2 separate regions of the Homo sapiens genome follow, and region 1 is linked to region 2. The links are chromatin contacts, found by Hi-C in ENCODE. All regions are on one chromosome and are shown on one strand. Each heading gives the region's core, a stretch centred on a gene start or an enhancer-like site at or near the end of the contact. The rest is flanking DNA. Distances are from core to core; before and after follow the strand shown. Region 1 has its middle 75 kb from the start of LINC01101. Region 2 holds the start of TMEM185B (transmembrane protein 185B).

Evidence for each region. A loop is a pair of places that touch in the nucleus more often than their neighbours do. Pooled maps may share reads with other maps.
Region 1: a map of ascending aorta shows a loop between it and region 2 (2.2-fold over the local background). The contact joins the enhancer-like site here to the promoter of TMEM185B in region 2. A Hi-C loop is called at or near these places in 2 of 168 maps with a recorded cell type or tissue (PC-9 and ascending aorta) and 3 of 50 pooled maps.

Annotation. Positions count from the first base shown.
Region 1 is chr2:120,538,829-120,542,963 of GRCh38, forward strand. It overlaps a transcript of LOC105373585 not described here. Among named protein-coding and RNA genes, the nearest start is that of LINC01101, 75 kb to the left of the region's middle. Within about 2 kb of position 1,697, at least 11 of the 41 ENCODE cell types and tissues checked have a DNase peak (open chromatin) inside an H3K27ac peak, as active enhancers do; they include PC-9, where a contact is called at or near this core.
Region 2 is chr2:120,221,984-120,225,593 of GRCh38, forward strand. TMEM185B (transmembrane protein 185B) reads right to left here and starts at 1,417. Exons shown (of 1, transcript NM_024121.3): 1 at 1-1,417. The coding sequence starts at 993. RefSeq lists silencers at 1,016-1,215, 1,366-1,735, 1,455-1,615 and an enhancer at 1,710-2,373.

The DNA.
Region 1 (4,135 bases), core at 447-2,946, 320 kb after region 2:
AGCACATGGTTCTGTTGACCATCACTGTGGACAACTGGAGCTCCACCCCACTGGAGCCTTGTAAAATGTGGCTCAGACCAGCCACCCAGGAAACAAAATGGGGAGCGTTTGTCCACTGGGTCGCGTTCATGGGCAGAGCACACCGCACTTCTGGGCTGGCCATGCACAAAGGCTGAGGGCTGCAACATTGGAGAGGCACCAAGGGTGGTCACAGGCAAAGGGCCGTCACCTCTGCACAAAGCTGCTGCAAACCCACACGGAGCCAGTCTCCCTTGAAGTGGTGCCCAAGAGGTGTCTGAAACATCCTATAAAATCAAAAGCCCTGCACCCCGGCACACAGTGAGCTCGAGGGCACAGATTCTACCATAATCAGCTCTTCGGCACCACTGAAGGGAGGATCTCAACAAATGTTTGCTGAAAAAGAATGAAAAGCTGATAGAGGAAGGCACAGACAGGTTAATGGTTACCTTTGGGTGGGAGGTTAAGGGCTTCCCCCGACCCCATCTCTCTGTATTTCCTATGCTTTCTCTAATAGAAACGTTCTTTTCATGAGGAAAACATTGTATTTTCCTGTTTTAAATCCCCTCAATAATTTCAGAAGGTATTGCAGAGGAAGAGTGAGCCTCTGACAGATAAATGCTCTTTTCTCTCGAGTGATCTGATGACAAAGTCATCCACAGAGACTGGTGTTTCCCACTGGTCATTTTGATCTTAGCCAGCCGGTTGTCATAAATAAAAGGGCCGTCCCTCGCAGCCCAGAAGACAGGCCATGGGTTGAATGCTTTTGTTCTTTTTCTGGGAGTGAGGGGTACTGTAGACTGAACCAGGCACGTGGGCTAGAGAGGAAAGAACGCTGGCTTCAAAGCTGGCCAGGCTCTACTCCTGGCGATGCCCCCACCAGCCGAGTGACCTAGGGCAGGCATACAGCCTCTCTGATCCTCCAGTTGCTCTTCTCCAAAGCAGTTCCCGGCAGAGCTGGAGGAGGATCGGGAGCGAAGGGGCCTTCCTCACCCAGTGGGGCTCAACAAAGATCAGTTCTTGTGCCGTCCTTCCTGGTTTGTGATCAGACCATGCGAGGGAAAGCCGGCCCTGACAACTGCCTGCGGTGGGGAGCCAGGGAGGACAGGGCAGTGGGCGGGTGCAGCAGGCACAGCAGCCAGGACTCCCAGTGCCCGGGCCTGGGCCCATCCCCTTCACTGCATGGAGCACAGGTCAAGTGCCAAGTGTCCCGCGATGACCATTGATCACACAGCCCAAACAAGCCCGAGATTTGGTTTTATTTCTCCTCTGGAAATTTAAGGACAATAGCAGTCTCTTCCTTAGGAAACTTTGGAGTGGACCAAATCACATGTGCGTGGCACTTGATTAACAATGGCGCTACAAGGGAGTGTTTGATGTGCACCAGGGACTCTCAGCGTTTCAGTCCTCACCATAGACCTGCCAGCCCAATAGGAAACTGAGGTGGACAGCAGGGAGGAGAGTAACCTGTCCAAGGCCACATGGCTTAGTGGCTCAACTGGGAATGAGACCTGGTCTGACTTCAGAGCCTGAGCTCTGATCCCCTACGCTGTGAGTCTCTGGACACGGCGGTGCTGCTTGTTTATTTTTGCAGCGGGGTGCTGTTGTTGCTGACACGTCTGTGCCCATGTAAGGCTGGGCCTGCTGCTTCTGCTGGAGCTGGCCCTTTAAGCCTCCCGGGTGTGGGGAGCCTGCCCTATGGTGCAACCCTGTTCCCTGGAGCTGGCGGCATTACTGCTACAGTAAGGAATGTCCCTGGGGAGATTTAGTGCCTGGTGATAGACATGTGGGCTTGATTTACCCCCGCACTGCTCCATTCAGCCCTAGGCAGGCAGTGCACCGGGGCAGAGTTGGTGAATAACTAGAGAAACCAGAGGGGTGCACAGGGTGCTGGGCGAGGGGGCACGGAGCCCGCAACTGAAGGGCACTTTTCTGTGCCAGGCCTGTGATCTCAGCAACTACTCAAAACAAGCCTATCAGGTTACACATCCATTTTACAGAGGAGGAAACGGAGGCTCAGCGAGGTGAAGCCACCTGACCCAGGGAGTAGTCAAAAGAACTGAGGAAATCTTTGCTTACTGCAAGGAAGGGCCTCCTGGGACCATGGCATTTGTCTGAGCCTCTGGGACCAGGCCCTGGGGGCTCCGAGCCACTATCCCAGCCCTGCCAATCTTCCTGTCACCAGAATCCAGACCCTTCTCACAGGGCTCTCAGTTCTGCAAGCCCCCTGTTTCCAGTTAGTGAGAGACTCCCTTTATCAGCCTTGGCAAGGAGCCCTTCAGTCTGCCAAGCCCACCCCTGGGCCCTGGCAGGGTCTCTGGCAGGAATGGCTGGAGGGGCTTCCCTTTCTGTCTTCCATGCCGTCTGGGGACCTTCCCACCTCCTCCCCTTTGTCCTTGCTGTCTGCCGTCTGCCACCCCCTCTGCCCATCCCTCCTGTCCTGCCCAGGTGCCGCCTCTGCACAAGGCCTTCCCTGACTGTGCGCTCAGGGCTCTCCTCTTCTCTCTGGCCTTAGTGCCTGGTGACTGCACAGGATGGAGAGCTCAGCTCTGGCCTCTGCGGTTTTGCCCTCATTTCTGATCTCTCTCATCTGGCCACCTCCCCAGGAGATCTCAGGAAGATACCCTGCCAGGGCACCTTGAGAAGTCAGATGGTGCCATGGGCTCTTCCTCGCCTCCCAGCACCTGCCCAAAGCATCAGCCGGTGAGGACCTTAGCGCCCCAGTGCCCTCAGCTTCAGCAGCTGAAGGAGGCTGCTGGGCCTGGAGGGGAGCAGAGCTGGGCCAGCCAAGGGTGCGCATTGTGTGGCTATGCAGCCTGGGTGTGTCACCGCCTGGTACGCCCAGATGTAAGATGAGTGGGCTGACCCAATTCCTTTAATTCCATCCCTTTAGGAGACTGAGGTTCAGTCTCCACACTGTGCTCATTAAGGCAGGAAGGAGGGAGCTGCTCATGGCCCACAGTGGCCTATCATTTGGAGTTATTGAGCACAGACTGTGCCTGAGTTAGCCACAGAGCCCTGAAGGTGCTCCCGCCCCCCGGTGTCCTCATGAAACCTTGAGTTTCACTCATCACGGTGCTGCTATTGCAGATACTCTACTGGGCGGATGCCACCTGCCTGCTGCTTGCAGGATCGTAAATGGGCAGTGCCCAAGCAACAGAGCAGGTAAGCAAGGGAGGACATCCCCCGATTCCTCAATGGAGGAATCACCCCTTTCCCAGGGACACTGCAGATCTGGCTTAACTGGCCCTGGCGGAAGAGGACCTGGGATCCTTGATTCATTCACAATGTATCAACAATGCACCACATCTGTTGTGTTTGCTATTGCTTCTATTGCTTCCACTGCACCTGTTACCATCAGTATTAGTTCCCATGGGGCTACTGCAATGGTCACTGGATGGGAATCTGGAGACCTGGGTTCTAGGCTAGCCTCTGTGTGTCCTGAATTATTCACGTCACCTTTCTGTTGTGTTTGTCAGCACCCTCTCTGTTATAAAGAACAAAATCCCCAATAACACATTTCAAAAAGAGAATTTGTTGGTCACATAATTGAAAGCTCCCATAGTCTTGTGGGCTTGAGGTACAGGTTGACCCAGTGATTTTCGGAAGCATCAGGCTCTGGTGCTATTCTGCCATTCCTTTTGTCCTTCCTCCTGCAGTATACTGGGCTTTCTCCCTAGGCGCAGGCCCTTCAGGAGATCAGAAATACCTGCAACAATCCCAGGCCACATCTTCTCACATCCCTGATCCTGAGGAAGAGAGGGCCTGACTCCTCTCACTCCTGGCAGAAAGGATGCCCGTTGGGCTAGCTTAGGTCTCAGGCTGGTCCCCAAATCAATCACCATGACCAGAGGAACAGAACGTGGGGGTTGGCTTAGCTAGAATCAGAAGCCCACCTCTAAGACGAGGTGAAGTGGACTTTCCCAGGCCACATGGAGCAGTTAGGGAAGGCGAAGGTGGTTACGGATGGAGAGGATGCAACACAATTTACTTTGTTTGATTTTGGACAAATCAGTTACTCTTCCTGTCTCTACTTTTTCATTTACAAAATGAGAGCATTTGTCCAAAGTCCGTTTTCTTTATTTTTAAAAAGTATTTCACCTACCAAAATCAAAAG
Region 2 (3,610 bases), core at 167-2,666:
GGTTATAACTACTCTGGCCTTCTTTCCAAATATTGGAGCAATTTTCGGAGCTTCTGGAACTGATGTTTCTTCAGCATCTTCACTATCTTCGTGATGGAGATCATATGAAATGTTCCCATATTCTCTTAAAAATGGGAAAATTTCAAGCAGAAACTGACAGAAGTCTCTGCGAATGCCAAACCACCAATGATTGCCCCCCTTTCGCCTAAATGTTGTGGCCATTAAAGTTAGTAAGGAAAGCCAAAGGGGGACAAATATGGAGACGTAGGAGAATGTATTGTGGCCATCCAATCTGTGAACCAGCAGGACCTCAAAAGTGAGCAGAGGCACGACAATCGTTATCCAACTGATAGCCATGGTCACGTGTGTTCTCCGCTGCTCGGCAACCACATCCAGGGACCGCAGGAACAGGAGGGACCAGACGATGTAATAGAGGACGACCAGGCAAAGGAACGACATGAGGATCCACAGGGGCACAAACACCACCAGCCACGGCCAGTGAATAATCCTGTCCAGCTTTAGGGCGATGAAGATGAACTGCAGGATGTTGACCGAGCACAGGATCTCCAGCTCCAGCGACCTATCGTGTCGAAAGCCCCAGACGCAGGCAGCCACGGACACGGGGGACACGAAGAAGAGAGGCATGAAGACCAGCAGCCAGAAGTGGGTGCCCCTCTCCACCCTGTCGCAGACCAGGACTTCGAACATGAGCAGCAGCAGGTGGATGCCCACAGCGATCAGCATGGCTTTGAACTCCACACAGGCCTCTCCCTCGGTGCGGTAGCGAGGGTTGCGGGCCCAAACGCCCGCGCCCACGGAGGCGCCTGCGACGACTAGAAGCTTCCACAGCCATATGGGGGCAAAGACGGCCCAGTAGCTCCATTGGATGATGCCGTCCAGGCGGAGGGGCAGCAGCACCGAGAAGAGCAGCAGGCAGGTGTAGATGAGAAACTTACTGGGGTTGAAGTCCTGGAACAGGCCCCTGGGGTTCATGGCGGAGGCCGCCGCTTGCCTGCCCGGGCCTGCTCCCTCGCGACGCTCGGCGCTCGCGTCTCCGCGGCTTCTCCGGCCGCCGCCTCCCGGGCCCCGCCCAAGCCGGCTCCGCGTGGACGAATGCCGGGACGACCAGGAGGAGGTTCGGAGCGGCGAAGCGGAGAGGCCGGAACACGTGCACGCGCGGTCACGTGGCCCGGCCGGAAGCGCGCTGGGGTGTGGCGCGCGCGGGCACGGGCGGCGCGGCGGTTACAAACTGGGCGCTGCCTCGGTCCCGCCGCCGCCCGCGTTCACTCCGTACCCATCAAGAAGGCACCTAATGCGTGTGGGGCCCGAAGGGGCCTGGCGCGCTGCTGACTCCCCAAGCGGCCCGCGACCTTGGGCGGACGCTTCCAGGCGACTCCGGGAACATGGAGGCGGGAGTGAGCTCACATCCTCCCTGCCGGCCGGGGCGGGCCCTGCGGGGGCGGGGCCGGGTGGAGAGGGCGGGGCCTGGGCGTTGGCACCCTACCCATCTCTGCCGGGATCCTCGCCTCCCCGCGCTCGCCGCGGCTTCCCGGGAACCCGCCCGGGGCTAGAGCGCCCGCGGTGAGGCTCCAGCACCCCGCGCGCGCGAGCAGAGGCGGTGGCCGGGCTAGTGCGGGAGTTTGCGAGCGAGGGAGCGGGTGCCGGTAACTGAACGGATGCAAGGCGATGTGCATGAGCGCAGACCTGTGGGGGCCGGCGGCGGGTGTATCCCTGGCTCAAAGGAAAAGGCCCGCGCGTAGACTCAGGGCACGAGGTGGGGGGGCCTTACCTGGGATGAAGACTCGCGGGGCAGAACTCCGCCTGGTGGAGCAACGGACGTTTCTCAGGCTGCCTGCGAAGTGGCTGTGCAGAGATCCCAGGCGGCAGCGGCGCTCTTGTACCTGTCCCTCTCACTCCAGAGTGGAAGGTGCTGGTGAGGGTGTTAGACCCCACTCGGGAGGAAACTGGATCCAGACCAGGGTTGGGGGTTGCTTTCTGCCCCAGGTCACCCGGCAGGTTAACAGAGAATCGCGTCGCAGATACAGGGCTCCTACCTTCAAGTGTCTAGTCCTCATTTTGACTTATTTGGCCCTGTCTCTGTGTTATTCTCGCAAAACCATGTTTTCCTTTTCCTTTGGAAAAGGGTACTGGACCAGAGGTCAAGAGATTTGGGTTCTTGTCCAGGCCGTGCCACCCATCAGCTGAGAAACCTAGGCAAATTCACCTCTTTCTCTCTGGGCCTCAGTTTCCTGGTCTATGAAGTTGGGGGACAGACCTGGGTGGTGTCTAAGGGCAAGGCTGCAGCGGGTCTGTGATTTGGAGCACCCCTTTCGCCCTCTGGCCATCTGGGCAGACCCTGGAGGATTTCTGTCTTCCCCGCTGTCCCACTGCTCAGCAGAGCCCTGGCTGCCCTCACCAGTCTCTCCTAGTCCTCTTTTCCTGAAGTGGCTGTGGGATGTTGTCACGCAGGTCCTGGGCTCTGAAGTGGGACAGGCCATCAGAGGAACGCATGGCCTGTCAGGGCCTCCGCGGAGTGGCCCTCCCGCACCCTCACAGCACTGCCCCAGGCGGGCATGAGCAGGGTGTCCAGGTGTCGGGCGGACAGTCCCAGCCCCCGAGGCGCTCTCCACAACTTCACTTCAGCCACAGGCAATCTGTGGCCCTGGGGAAGGGAGTCCAGCTGAGTGAGCTTCACCAGTCCTCAGGCTCAGCCCTTAAGGCTGACTTCATAGATGTGTCTTCAGGGCCTCTTGTTTCTGGAGAGCCTTATCTCCCTCCATTCCTCCCCTAAACAGAGTTGCTCCAATCTGTCTGTTTTACACATTGGTCTTTTTTGTACTCTTTTCTCCCAAGAAGGATTTGTCAACTAAAAATTTGTAAAAGTGGAAAACCCCCTCACCAATCCAACCTCTTCATCTGTGAAATGGGCTTGGAAAAGCACACAGGATTGTTTTGAGGATTAGATGAATCAATACATGGAACTTTGCACTTTGCATTTAGAGACCTGCAAGTAATTGATTTGACCCCACTAGGAAAGCAGAGCCCGTGGAGGGGAGGCGCTGCCAGGAGCGCCCCCACCCTCCGGGAGCTGGTGGCAGAGTCAGGTCCTCTGGACCCTGCGAGAACAGTCAGAAGTCCTTCCCAATCACCTATGTAGTCAGATGAACTCAGGGCCTCTGCTGCCATCTTTGTGGCAAAGACAGAGCTCGGAGCTTATTTTCCCACCTTGAGCTCCTCATTCAGAACAAGTGCACCCTCTCCATCCAAGAAGCGGGTATCAAGGTGTCCTGTCACAGTGCAACAGTGGCTCTGCTGCACAGCTCCTGAGGGAGGGCAGACCCAGCTTCCAGGCTTGTGCCACAGGGTGAGGGATGCTGTCTGCCATCTGTCCCCAGCTGGCTTCCTTTGGCCTGCAGGCCTTGACCCCTCCCCCATCATGCCCTGGGCATCAGACACCCCTCCTTCACTGTTTTCCCTGATGCGGCCAGTCTCTCAGACACCCGCCTTTGTCTTTTATTTACCTGTAAAGCTAACATGGATTGTTTGCTATGTGCCAGGTGCTGGCGGCATAGCAGTCCCCAAGGCTGGTACACAAACCAAAGTGTGAATT